Regions from separate parts of the Homo sapiens genome. Here regions 1 and 2 are each linked to region 3. The links are chromatin contacts, found by Hi-C or POLR2A ChIA-PET in ENCODE. All regions are on one chromosome and are shown on one strand. Each heading gives the region's core, a stretch centred on a gene start or an enhancer-like site at or near the end of the contact. The rest is flanking DNA. Distances are from core to core; before and after follow the strand shown. Region 1 overlaps ASXL2 (ASXL transcriptional regulator 2). Region 2 holds the start of EFR3B (EFR3 homolog B). Region 3 has its middle 21 kb from the start of DNMT3A.

Region 1 (4,522 bases), core at 1,699-4,198, 450 kb after region 3:
CATATGAATACTCACACTAAGATGGATAAATAAAGATTATATACAGTCTCATGTCAGTTCAAGAGAACTGTTGTTGTCAAGTGAGTTTGGTGCTAAATGTATGAGGAAACTTAGTTTTTCAACCACTGCGGATACTGTAATTATGGGTAAGAGACTGTAAAGTGTGTACATAAAGTGCTTTAAGTCAGAGAGAAAAAAAATCAGTCTAGTCTGGCTTAGCACTTAGAAGAGTAACAACAACAAATAACAACAAAACAGTCATTAAAGTGAAACCTATAAAATGAAAGTAAATGGCACACACATCTGGTGAAAAGATGTGGTAAGAATAACTACAAACTGTCGGCCGGGCGCAGTGGCTCACGCCTGTAATCCCAGCACTTTGGGAGGCCAAGGCAGGCGGATCATGAGGTCAGGAGATCGAGACCATCCTGGCTAACACGGTGAAACCCTGACTCTACTAAAAATACCAAAAATTAGCCGGGCGTGATGGCGGGCGCCTGTTGTCCCAGCTACTTGGGAGGCTGAGGCAGGAGAATGGCGTGAACCCAGGAGGCGGAGGTTGCAGTGAGCCAAAATCGTGCCACTGCACTCCAGCCTGGGCGACAGAGCGAGACTCCGTCTCAAAAAATAAAAAATAAAAAAAAAAGAATAACTACAAACTGCCATAATATTTTCCTTGCAAATCTGGATATAATTTTCTTTGAAGGAAACAAAATTTTGAAAAACCTACAAGATATACAGGACACAGTACCATTTAAAACAAAATTTAGGCATGATCTCAGGAAAATACAAAAAGTCAAAGAATCCGGGCAGTTTATTTTTATGAATAATAAAGCAATAGCAGAGAAGCAAAACAGGACACACTACCCATGATGGCTGGAATATATCCTCATGGGAAGGTAGAGCTCCAGAATTCTATAATTAAATAAAAGTGAACGACTTGAAGAAATAAGACATCATCTGCATGGGTGATAAAACCATAGTACTGAGATCAATACCAACTTAAAAGTTCAAGTAAATTCAGTAGGGTAAGTACTAACACCCGAAGCAGCTGTAGTAAGAACCACCTTAAAGATTATGTAACTATCACACAACAAGTCAGCTTCTAATTTTTCTTGTCCATGCTCAAGAGATTGGGGTTGAAGAGGTAGGGGTTCTGTCAAGGAAAGGAACAAGTGCAGTGCTATAATTTTATGCGGTGAGCATGTAAGCAAACATACTAATATGTTTTGTACATAAGGCCCAAAGAACTAAAGTGACTTTGATCATATTGCCAATGGCCCTTTTTAGTTCTCTCTGTAATAAAAGCTAGCAGTAGCTAGTAGGGCTAAGAGAGCAGAAGTCAATCATTGTACTGCTTAGATAAAGCAAATATAGCAATTAATGAAAGGAGTCATCACTGCATGGTAAAGAGCCAGATTTAATGATTCATACCAATCTGAATACAGACCTGACTGTAGCCTGGGCAAGTCACTTTAAACACCCTTAATTTACTCATCTGCAAAATAGAGGTAATACTGCCTACTGTGTAACTCGATTGTACAGATCACAGATAATGTACATACCAAGTATATGTCACAGAGTCAAGATTCAGTAACTACAGCAGTTACTTTACCAACTTACTATCCTACCCTAGTCTGGCAGTGTTCCAGTGTTCCCCATCTCAAGTGATAGGAATCTCACCCTCACATACAACTATTCTCCACTCTGAAGCCAGAGTAACCTTTTAAATATAAATATGATCATACTACCTCCTGTCCAGCTTAAAATTCATCCATATCATAATGTTCTTAGTATAAAGTACAAAATTATCAAAATAATCTGACCTTGACCAAAATAATCTGACCTTGACCATTCTGCTACACACCCTCTCTGCCAGCCTACTCTACCTTTCTTTTCATTTGGTAATTTAAAATTCTTCTGACTACTTGGCCCAACACTTCTGCTTGCAATGATAACCCTCACCTCCTTTTCTCCTAGCAACCTCCAATTCAACTTTTCAGATTTTAGCCTTAATGTCTCTTGCTAAAATAAGCCACTTCTATGTTCTATAAATCCTATACTTCTCTGAAACACATATTTATAACTACATATACTGAAAGGAAAAAATCTGACTCAACTGTAAGCGAGCCAGACTCAGTGATGAGTGATTTTAATGTCTCTGAAAAGTAGAATCTTTCTTCTCTTCTACAATTCAACCCAAAATATCCAGCTCTAAGGCCTGTGAGCAGTCATCTTGCAATTATGATGGATGAGCCTACTGAGAATGGAACAAAATTGAAGGAAGCAGAGCTGAGATACTGATGAAACTGACTGGAGAACTTGGATAAAGTTTTGCCTGTTTTTTTCACTTGCATTAAATGATGAGATTCCTTCAATGTTTAAGCCAGTTTACATCGTGTTTCCTGTCATTTACAGCTGGAAGTATCTTAATAGATACAAAGCACCTACATAAAAGCAATCAAATTTACAGAGATAGGAAAGGGAAAAGAACAACAACACAGGAGAATATTCACAGGTAAACCACTCTCTTCTGTTAACGAGAAAAGATTACCCTTATGCATCAATAATGTATATTACATGATAATGTAAGAGGTAAGATGCTACCCAAATCTGTACAGACTAACCCCAAGTACTCAGATACTCAGAAACATCTAAATTTTTCCTAAATCTTGGCTGGGTGCGGTGGCTCACACCTGTAATCCCAGCACTTTGGAAGACCAAGGTGAGCTGATCACTTGAATCCAAGAGGCGGAGGTTTCAGTGAGCCACTGCACTCCAGCCTGTGCGACAAAGCGAGCCTCCATCTCAAAAAAAAAAAAAAAGTTAATATTTTCCTAAATCTTAAGCGTCAAGGATAAAGAAAGAATCAAACCAGGTTCCAGGCGTTAAAAGCCAAAGTGGCAGCTTGAATTAGTGTTTCCATTTCATCATTCACACCATCGTGTGACCTTGCAGTACGTTACAGTAAGTGAAATATATTTCCCTGCCACAATGATGTTCGTCTTGGCCACAAGGCTTGATTTGATCAATGAAATAAGAGACATGACGGAAGCAGAGGCTAAAATTTGCCTGTTTGGCTGACTCCTGTGATTGACATGAGAGCCAGATTCCAGCAGAAGGAGAGAACAATCCACAGCCTACAACAAAGTCTAGCTAACAATAACTAAGCCCCAGTTAACCTAAAGACATGAGGAAGAAAAAAAGTATTTGTTGTTATAAGCCACTGAAATTTTAAGATTATGCAGCAAAATATTGACCAATAAAGCAAGCACTATATAATGAAGGAAACATTTGCTTTCTTAGCAATACTCACTGCCAAAAGACAGCAAAAAAAGTTCTTAAGAGTATGAATGAAAAATTTTATATCTAGCCTAGATGGCATTCAAACAAAGAGGCAATAGAAAACATTCTTGGCTTGGTGTGGTGGCTCACGCCTGTAATCCCAACACTTTGGGAGGCCGAGGTTGGCGGATCACCTGAGGTCTGATGTTCGAGGCCAGCCTGGCCAACATGGTGAAACCCAGTCTCTACTAAAAATGCAAAAATTATCCAAGCATGGTGGTAGGCATCTGTAATCCCAGCTATTTGGGAGGCTAAGGCATGAGAATTGCTTGAACCCAGGAGACGGAGGTTGCAGTGAGCCAAGATTGCACTGCACTCCAGCCTGGTTGGCAGAGCAAGACTCTGTCTCAAAAAAAAAAATTCTTAAGCCCGCAAGAACTCAGGGAAAAGATCATCCATAAATGTAAAAATTCTAGCTGATGATGAAATCCAGCCAAAAAGAAATGCACCAAAGTAAACAAGGAATGGAGAAACTATTTTTTGGAAAAAAGTGGAATACATTTGCAATTAGGTAACATATAAGAAACGTAAATGTTTTCTACTTTTTTCAACTTTCATTTTTAAAATGACAATACACTTTCAGAATTTTTCTATTTTGTTTTTCCTCAACTTCAGAGATCATTTAGGAATTAATATTACCTCACAGTGAAGAAACTAAAGCCTAGTAACTTTCTTGGTCTCTTCAATTAAATGCAATAAACAATGGTTATTCCTACTTAAAAGTTTTTCAGGATATGTTCTTCAGTGTACATTTTTTTCACTGATTAATTTAATTTGGGTAGGGGGTTATCAGGCATCATTTCTACAAGAAATATTGAAGTAAATAGTCCGGAAATATACAAATAAACTATTAAAACAAGGAAACTTCTGAAAGACAATAGAGCTCTTTTTGAAAATCACTTTGTCACAGGGCATGCTATTAAAAACAAAACAAAAACTAGAACAGCAGGTAAGAGGGGAAATTGCATACAGATGGAAATGAAAGACTTTCACTTAAAAAGACACACTGAATAGCAAGGTACTTGTTCACCAAGTACAAGATGATACACTGACAGAGAGTGAGAACCCCAGATGCCCACAAATACAAAGAAGGGGATGCCTATACATAACATTCAAAGATCAAGAGACAAGCCAAAGATGAAGCTGAGAAAACTAGTGGTTTTAGAATGAGTATATT
Region 2 (4,270 bases), core at 1,504-4,003, 320 kb before region 3:
TCCCAGAGAGGTTCCCACCCTATACCCCGGGGGAAGGAATGCTGACGTTATAAAGCTTTCATAAAAACCCAAGCGGACAGGGTTCAGGGAGCTTTGGGATAACTGAACACATCGAGGTTCCTGGAGGGTGGTGCCTGGGGGAGGGCTTGGAAGCCCTGTGCCCCTCCTCCCACACCTGAATTGTTTTTTCTTTTTCCCTTCATGAAACTCTTCCCTGCTCCTTGTATGTGCCTCCATAGTCATTATAAGATTTTATGATAATTTTTACATGTCTCCCCGCTCCTAAGTACCTTCCACAGTGTCTAGCATGTCATAGGGAGTGATTGGTAAATAGCTGATAGAAAGAACAAATTAAACTATCAGCCTTGTGAATTTTCTAAATAGAGGTCTGTACTTCTCATGCAGAATTGACTATGTTTTTTTCCTGCCCAGTAATTTTTTTTTTTTTTTTTTTTTTTTTTTTGAGACAGTGTCTCACTCTGTCGCCCAGGCTGGAGTGCAGAGGCACAATCTCAGCTCACTGAAATCTCCGCCTCCCAGGCTCAAGCGATTCTCCTGCCTCAGCCTCCCGAGTAGCTGGGACTACAGGCATGCACCACCATGCCCGGCTAATTTTTGTATTTTTAGTAGAGATGTGGTTTCACCATGTTGGCCAGGCTGGTCTTGAACTCCTGATCACAGGTGATCCACCTGCCTTGGCCTCCCAAAGTGCTGGGATTACAGGTGTGAGCCACCACGTCTGGCCTCAAGTAATGTTTTTATCAGTATTCATCTGGAATTCCCTGCTAGACCTTTCATTCTTTGAAGACAGACACTGCATTTCCTTCTGTACTGTAGACACCAATGTTTCATGAGTATATTTTGTGTTGAGCAGAATTGTGGGAAGGGAGTGTCTCTGGGTGATCATATCAAGCTAGAGCTGAGATTCTCCTTCCTGCTCCAGTTCAAGTCTGACTCTCAGTCAATCTTAAAGCCACCTGGCCTGGTCCTGGAACTGAAGAACAGAGACAGAGGTTATTTGTGAGATGCAGGGAGTGTGTGCCCGGGGTAGGGGGGTCTAGACTAAATGTGTGTTCCAGGAACCATCCCAGGGTTTCCCTTGGGGCTGGCATGCTGCTAAGAGAGTCAAAGAGGTCAAGGAAGAAGAAGAAAACCTGGAAACAGCAAGAGAGTGGGGCGCGGGCGGGAGGTGGAGGCCCAGGCCAGAGAAAAATAGGAAACATAAGTTTTGAGTGCAACAGACTGAGCACTGTTTCAAGAGTCTGGCAACCTGGATTCTTTCTCTGGCTCTGTTCCTGCCTTGAGCCATGAAGGAAGGAAAAAATATACATGAGTGCCCACTGTGTCATTTCATGTAGATTTTATTCCAGTTTCCCAACAGTCCTGCAGGAAGCTGGGGTTGAGAGAGTAGATCATTGGCCTACAGACACACAGCCCAGCCTAACAACATAAATTAACCTCTCAACGTTAAATGAAGTAAAATGAAGTTCAGTTCTTAAGTATCTTTAAGTTCCTTTCCTCTCTAACTTCTACTAGTAGAATATTTCTACCAGTAGAAAAAAACAAAAGAAAACCCAAACAACTCTCAACCATGGGCCAAGAGAAACTAAGAAATCGATATTGAAAGGCCAGGAGGGGCAGGAGAAGTGGCTCAGGCCTGTAATCTCAGCACTTTGGGAGGCCGAGGCGGGCGGATCACTTGAGGTCAGGAGTTCCAGACCAGCCTGGCCAACATGGTGAAATCCCTTCTCTACCAAAAAATACAAAAATTAGCCGGGCGTGGTGGCACGCACCTGTAGTCCCAGCTACTCTGGAGGCTGAGGTGGAAGAATCGCTTGAACCCAGGAGGCGGAGTTTGCAGGGAGCCGAGATAGTGCCACTGTACTCCACCCTGGGCGAGAGTGAGACTCCATGTCAAAAAAAAAAAAAAAAAAAAAAAAAAAAAAAAAAAAGACGGGAACGTGTGCAATGTAAAGAAGGCTGGATGAGAAGCCCAGGGAAGTCCTGAGCTAGCTTAGGAGAGATCTTCAGGTGTGGGCGTAGGCATGAGCCGCTGCCTCTCTGTGCCTGTTCCTCATAGGGTCACGGCAGGTGCAGAGCTGGAATTCAAGTCGGCGCTGGGGCTCAGCTGGAGAGGATCCTGGCGGCAAAGCTTGCGAATTACACATATAAATCAGGGAGAGGAAAAGCAAGCGGACTTCCTGCAGCCCTTGGGGGTTGGGAGTGGGGTGCGTTTCCTGCGTCCCTGACCCGGGAAGGACGCTGTTTGGTGGTAGCAAGCACCTAGCCAGAGAGTGGCTGGGCACCTAGCCAGAGAGTAGCTGGTAGGGCGCAGCTGAGGGCTGGAGGGCTTCATCAGAGAACGGCGCTCAGCTAAGGTACCTAGCCAGGAGAGGGTGGAAGTCATTCCCCAATTCCCATCCTTGCGCCCCCCGGCTTAGCCCACGCAGCCTGGACAGAACTGGAGGAGGGGTGCACCTGCAGCTCTCAGCGCCCCGGCTGACCTCGAGGACCCCAGGTTAGGGAGAGCTTCCGAGCGCTCCGACAGGAGCAGGGAGTTGGGGTGGGTAGCTCCGCAGGTGCACGCTGCGGCCCTTAGGGCGACAGCCTCGGAAAAGGCGCATCTCCGGCTGTGGGTTTCTCGGGGGCGGGGCGCAGGGGCGGGGCGGGGCGAGGGGCTCGCAGAGGCCTCGGGTTGGCCGAGCCGGGAGGGAGGAGCATTAGTATTAGCATAGCCCCCGCCCCCTGCGCGCAGCAGTGCCCAGCAACCCGAGCGGAGGCGGCCGCTGCAGCCCGGCGCTGAATGGGCTGGCGGCGCCCGGCTCCGTCCTGCCCGCGGCCGGCCCCCGCGTCTGCTCCCTCCCCGCCCGGGCCCCTGTCGGCCGCCGCCAGTCCCCGCCCCGACTGTGAATGAAAGGCGGGCGCCGCCGAGGGCTGGCTGGGAACGCCGCAGCGACGCCGGCCTCTCGAGAGGCGCGCGCCCCGCCGAGATGTACGGTAAGGAGGGCTCCGCGCCCGGGCCCGGGCCCGCGGGGGCGACTCCGCAAACTTCCCCGGCGCGGACCATTGTCCCCCTGCACGGCCCTGGCGCGGGGCCAGGCCGCTGACCTGGTGCCCGGCGGGGCTGTTGCGGTCGCTCTGTGCGCGCGCGTCTGCGCTGCGAGGACAAAGATGCCTCGGGCCGGGGACCCTGGGGTCCTCTCCAGGCCCGGCGCGTGCCGGTGCTGGGCGGTGGTCCTTCGGGGGGCGGAGGCTCAGGGGAAAGCGGGTCTCCCGGAGCCGAGCAGACCGGGAGTGCTGGAGGAGGTGGTCGTGTGGCAGCATTTGCGGAATTAACAAAAGCGGTTTGTGCCTGGGAGTTTTCTGTGGGAAGCCGGTCCAGGGCTGAGGGAGACGCCCGCGGCCGGTCGTCTGCGCGGCTCGGAGAAGGCGGGAGGCGGCGCCGGCGGCGCAGAGGCCCGGGGAGCAGCCAGTGGCCGAGTCTCGTCTCGCCCGCCTGAATGGACTCGGCCTCTGCCTGCCCCTGCCGCCCCGCGGGATCCAGGTTCACCAACTTCCAGATTTTCCCTCCGCAGTGATGAAGGGAGGAGACGCTGCTGAGAGGGTGCAGCACAGCCCTGACCTCTCCCCGCCTCCACCGCCATCCCCTCAACTGCCGTGCAACAGTTAGCCAGACCCTCACGATGCACGGCTCTGCTTGATCATTTGCTAGGACTCCCTCTGGTTTTGCAGGCAGTGTGGGTGAAGAAGAGAGAGCGCGTTGGGTCCCACATTGCAGCTCTGATGAATGGAGCACTGGAGACCTAGACCAGTCTAGGAATGGACTGCATTCCTGAGCCTGCAGCCCACCAAGGGCTGTGCGTGTGTGTGTGATCCCGGTAGACATAAGTCCATGAAAACCCAGGTCTCTGGCAGCTCTTCTAGTGCCAGCAAAATAATTGGAGCTGTGCTCACCTCCCACCCCCACTGCAAGGTAGGGGCTCAGGCTGCACTTGAGGGGTCAGTGTTTGGAGAAGAGTGCGTTCCCAATTTAACCCATCACTGAGGCTGCTCGGCTGCTCAGCTGCCTCGCTCCGCGAACAGACTGTGAGTCACAAAGTTTGTTAGAGGCAGAGGAAGCTGAGAGCCTGGTGGAAAGGCTCAGCAATTGGTGGGCCCCCCTACTGAGAGAGAGAGAGAGACTGACTCAACTTTTTCATCGGTCTCCTTCCCTGCCCAGTTGCTCAGAAATACGTTTGCATTTCTGATCCAGGGTGAGACATCAGCAGGT
Region 3 (4,753 bases), core at 893-3,392:
TAGTAGGTGGTCAATAAAAAAAAACTCATCCTGCCCTCCTCTCTCCCCGCCACCTTTCCTTTCTCAAGGGTCCCGAGGGCACCTGGGCTTCCCAAAGCAGAGAGGCCTGTTGGGGGCAGATGCCCACCTGCCCTCCCGCCACCCGTGCCTGTCTGGGCTTCTCCTCCCAGAACAAACCTCTCCTGCAGGGGAGGGCAGGTGGCACCTGAGGGACTGTCCTGAGGGCTACTGAGGGACTCAAGGAAAAAACCCACCTTGAGTCAAGCAAGTCTTCCATGTCTCAGAGGGGATCCTTCCCAGGCCTCCTTTTTTTTTTTTTTTTTGAGATGGAGTCTCAGAGTCTTGCTGTGTCACCCAGGCTGGAGTACAGTGGCGTGATCTCAGCTTACTGTAACCTCCGCCTCCCGGGTTCAAGCGATTCTCCTGCCTCAGCCTCCCGAGTAGCTGGGATTACAGACTGCACCATCATACCCAGCTAATTTTTTTTTTTTTTTGAGACAGAGTCCCACTCTGTCGCCTAGGCTGGAGTGCAGTGGCATGATCTTGGCTTACTGCAACCTCCGCCTCCCGGGTTCAAGCGATTCTCTTGCCTCAGCCTGCCAAGTAGCTGGGACTACGGGCACGTGCCACCACACCCGGGTGATTTTTGTATTTTTAGTAGAGACGGGGGTCTCACCATGTTGGCCAGGCTGGCCTCAAACTCCTTATCTCAGGTGATCCGCCTGCCTTGGCCTCCAACTCTGTGCTGGAGCTACAGATATGAGCCACCGCGTCCGGCCAGGCCGCCTTTTAAATTAGGATCAAGGAGCATGGCCTGAAAAAATGATTGTTTTAGTGCCCCGACCCCACGAGGGAGTGCGGGACTGAGACCCCCATCAGGCCACTGAGCAGGGGAGCCAGGACAGCTTGGCGGTCACACCCCGGAGGTCTGGGTGCAGCGCGGGAAGGCTGGGTCCCTTCTAGGATCTCTGGGCCACTAGTCCAGCTGTGGGGACAGTGTCCGAAGCCCCTGCCCCACTGACTGGGGATCCGGAAAAAGGGTGCCACCTCCCCACCCCAGGCATCTACTTTGCTTAATGGAGGCTGAGCCCAAAGAGATGCCATTGAGCACCTAACACCACTATTGCCACTTTTCTGGCCACTTTTCCACATCAAACTCATTCTTTTGGTCAAGTGGGAATAGAAATCAGGGAAAGTTGTGGGGAAAGTCATTTCAAGTAAACAGATTCAAAAGCGCTCGACAGCCCCTCGGCGGCTCCGCTCCGAATAACCCCACCGCGGTCAGCAGGTTTCGGAGCGGAGTCCGGGTCTCCATCGGCTGCAAAAACCAGCGAAGTGGGCGGCTCCGCCAGGCCGAGGACCCAGTGCAGTCGCCGCATTTCGCTCTTCACCCTCCAGGTGGCGCTAGCGGGGGCGGAGCGCATATTTGTATTTGGGGAGGAGCTTCAGAAATGCTGACTGTTGATTGGCTGGGCTCAGTCTCGCTTTCTTTTCTCCTTCCCGGCAGGGCTAGGGAGGGGACCCAGTCCCGGTGCCTGAGCTGCGCAAGAGGAAACGTGTGTGTGGGAATGGGACAGAGGGGACGGGGTTGGCTCACTTGACACAGAAAGAACATTTGGGGCATGGCCCCTGGGTGTGTTCACTCCTCAAGGACAATCCTGATTTCCTGGTTTTTGTTTTTTTAATAAAGGCAATTTGTTAAGTGTATAATGAACTGTGTTTTCCATTTGTCATTCCTTTATAAGACACCTCATAAATTTACACACCAGGAAAATCCTTGGTGGGACCTGTTGATAATAAAGACATCGTTATTTACAAAAGAACGAAGGTGAGGACCTTCTAGACCTCCCTTTTTCATTTTCTTGGTCTCTGAATGTTGTGTTTGTGTTACCAATATAACGATCTGTGGCTGTATTTTATTTGCACATCTAACAACTGATTGTTAAGCTTCCGCTATCTGGCAGGCATTGGGTGGGGTTTCTCTGAGTCAAGAGTGAGGAAAAAAAGAGGGGGAGCTCGTGGACAGGTAGGACAGGCGGCAGCCAGGATCCAGGCTGTGCACGGGGAACATTGAAGAACGCTGCCACGGCCCCGAAGAAGAAGTGGAGCCACGGGGAGAGGAACGGGGAATTTAGAGGAAGTGGGGCCCGAGGGCAGCGGAGCAGAGCCGCTAGCTCAAAAAGCGCAGTGCTGAAGTCACACTGATGTCACTGCAGAAGCCCAGAGGAGCTAAGGAGAGGTGAGATGTTGGGGGATTCCCTAGGGCAGCTGGAGTGGGCCCCTGGCCTTTTGTCCGGTTGGTGGGGAGGAAAGCATTGGAAAGTATAACTTCCAGAATATTTCCTTCTTGCTCAGGACAGAAAGCCATCTCTGGGGCCAGGCGCGGTGGCTCACGACTGTAATTTTAGCACTTTGGGAGGCTGAGGCGGGTGGATCACGAGGTCAGGAGTTCAAGACCAGCCTGGCCAACATGCTGAAACCCCGTCTCTACTCAAAATATAAAAATTAGCCGGGCATGGTGGCAGGCGCCTGTAATCCCAGCTACTCGGGAGGCTGAGGCAGGAGAATGGCTTGAATCTGGGAGGCAGAGGTTGTGGTGAGCCGATCATACTACTGTACTCCAGCCTGGGAGACAGAGTGAGACTCCGCCGCAAAAAAAAAAAAAAAAAAAAAAAAAAAAAAAAAAAAAAAAAGAAGAAATTTTTGCTAAGTGAATAAGGGAAGCAGATGCTTCTTGATCGGTAGAGAAAGCTCCCTCTAGGAGCCTGCACAGAGCCCAGTATCTCTGGCAAAGAATAAATTGTTCGGAGAGGGCTCTCTTTAGTGTAGGGGAAAGTAGCCCCTTTGCCCCGGGAGAAAACTGTGACAAGACCTTGGCGTTTCAAGGGCTTGAAGAAACTGCTCACCCACTGAGGGGGCAAGCAAGTCACAAGTGTGTGTATACCTGGTGGTGAGAGTGAGGTCTGCGAGGTGGTCCTCCCCATCCTGTCCTGCTCCTTACCTGCCATTCCAAGACCAGCCTCCACCCCAGAAGCAGATTTTCCCATGACTTGAGGGCTACAGCCTGGGCAGAGATTTGGCTCAGGGCCCTGGACTCCACCCCTCGACCTCCTTAAGTGGCCCTTTACATGTCTGGGCAGGGGAGACAAATCAGCGCCCCAAGCCTGAGCACCCGTGCCAGGCCTGGGGAGATCCTCAGCCACCTGGCACCGGGCGTGGGGCTTGGGCCCTGGCAGTACCAGGTTCCCTTGTCCCCATCACTGTAGCCTCTCGCCTATGAGTCCAGGTAGGGTCTGGCCAGTGCGGCTCAGTGTGGCTTGACCCACAGTGCCCAGTGGATGGTGCAGACACTAGTGTCAGAGGAAGAAAGGAAAGCAACCATTATTACTCATTTGCTATGTGCTCAGCCCTGCTCCAGGTCTCTTACACATTTTAATATAATCCTTAGAACAACTAAATAGGTTGGAATTATCTTCATTTTATAGATGCAGAGAATAAGGCAGTGACCTGAGGTCACTCTAGAAAGGAGCAGCGTCAGGATTCAAATGAAGGTGTGCCTGCCCTCCAGAACCCATGCTTTTCCATTGAACCCTATAGCTGTCCAGGAAGGCATGGTCCCCAGGGATCCCAGGAACCCTCAGGTACCTCCCTGAGAAGCAGGGCCCCAGACAGGCCTCCAAGAAACAGGGAGGATGAGACAACTCCAGAGAAGAAGGCAGAACCCTCGCTGGTGAGGACCCTTGGGAGCAAAGACAGGGACAGAAGGAGGAGACTTAGCAAGGGGCCAGCAGGGTGCAGACTCGCAGAAAAAGGAAAGGGAGAAGATTCAAAAGGGCAAATTGAGGCAAGAGGTGACAGATTTAGACCAGGTCTAGGGAGATCATGGAGGAAGCCCGGGGCAGCTGGAGGCACCCCAGCAGGACTGGATGACTTAGGGACCAAGGTTGGAGCAGAGGGCAGGAGTCACACATATAAATGCTCCTGGGAGCTGGGCAGGTCACGTCAATGGGCAGGTGAGCTGAGGGTGGAGCACAGACAGAGCTGAGCAAGAGACAAGCAGGACGTGGGAGTTGGAGCGGGGTTGGGAGCCCTCAGACAATAACCAGAGGCTGGGACACAGGCGCCCAGTCTTTCCCAGGCAGCTGGGTGGGCAGCGGGCACACCAGACAATCATGGGTCCTGGACCCACACCTCAGATCCCCTCTTAGTGACTGTGCAAGCTTTCCCATCCTCGTTAGCCTCTCCAAGTTTTCTCTACAGATGGACACCCTCGGCATCGCCTTAAAACACGTATTCATTAACCACACTAAAAAGCAGTCTTTTCCCCATTCCAGGGCCAGTCTGCACAATCGTTAGGTTCTAACATAAGCTTCATTTCCAGGCCAGCACACCCTCCGGGTCACAATACATTAGTCATTTGCCATTCAGAATTGGCACCCATTGTGTGCCAGCACTGTCTTTTAGCTCCTTCTCCCATGTTTCAGGCTGGTGGGAACTGGCACCCACCGTGTGCCAGCACCCTGTCTTCTAGCTCCTGCTCCCGTGTTTCAGGTTGGTGGGAAGTTTTCAAGTTTCAAGTGTCTGGGGGAAAGTTTATACCTCATTTGGGTGTTCCCGAGCAGGAATACCCTCAGCGGTAACTGGCACAGAGTGAGCTATTGCTTCCTGTGGGCCATGGTGATTGGACTGTCTCCCACCTAGCCAGGAAGTGCCTCCAGGCAGGAGCCGACTCTTCTAGAGGCCTGAGACAGGC

The links. A loop is a pair of places that touch in the nucleus more often than their neighbours do. ChIA-PET counts read pairs that join two places held with the same protein, here RNA polymerase II (POLR2A). Pooled maps may share reads with other maps.
Region 1: a loop to region 3 is called in a pooled map, with 2.5 times the contacts of the local background. The contact joins two enhancer-like sites. A Hi-C loop is called at or near these places in 6 of 50 pooled maps. POLR2A ChIA-PET finds 5 or more read pairs at or near these places in 4 of 52 experiments (AG04450, Panc1, SK-N-SH and 1 more).
Region 2: a loop to region 3 is called in a pooled map, with 6 times the contacts of the local background. The contact joins the promoter of EFR3B here to the enhancer-like site in region 3. A Hi-C loop is called at or near these places in 8 of 50 pooled maps. POLR2A ChIA-PET finds 5 or more read pairs at or near these places in 4 of 52 experiments (BJ, Caco-2, H1 and 1 more).

The regions. Positions count from the first base shown.
Region 1 is chr2:25,813,428-25,817,949 of GRCh38, forward strand. The region is part of intron 3 of ASXL2 (ASXL transcriptional regulator 2); the gene reads right to left. Among named protein-coding and RNA genes, the nearest start is that of ASXL2, 63 kb to the right of the region's middle. RefSeq lists an enhancer at 4,203-4,382. Within about 2 kb of position 2,949, at least 2 of the 41 ENCODE cell types and tissues checked have a DNase peak (open chromatin) inside an H3K27ac peak, as active enhancers do.
Region 2 is chr2:25,039,323-25,043,592 of GRCh38, forward strand. EFR3B (EFR3 homolog B) reads left to right here and starts at 2,754. Exons shown (of 23, transcript NM_014971.2): 1 at 2,754-2,997. The coding sequence starts at 2,991. DNAJC27-AS1 (DNAJC27 antisense RNA 1) reads left to right here. Exons shown (of 3, transcript NR_034113.1): 3 at 1-372. RefSeq lists enhancers at 1,762-2,711, 2,712-3,660 and silencers at 2,618-3,237, 3,368-3,447, 3,558-3,687, 4,018-4,147.
Region 3 is chr2:25,360,714-25,365,466 of GRCh38, forward strand. No RefSeq gene overlaps it. Among named protein-coding and RNA genes, the nearest start is that of DNMT3A, 21 kb to the left of the region's middle. RefSeq lists enhancers at 1,480-1,559, 1,830-1,929, 1,980-2,029. Within about 2 kb of position 2,143, at least 29 of the 41 ENCODE cell types and tissues checked have a DNase peak (open chromatin) inside an H3K27ac peak, as active enhancers do.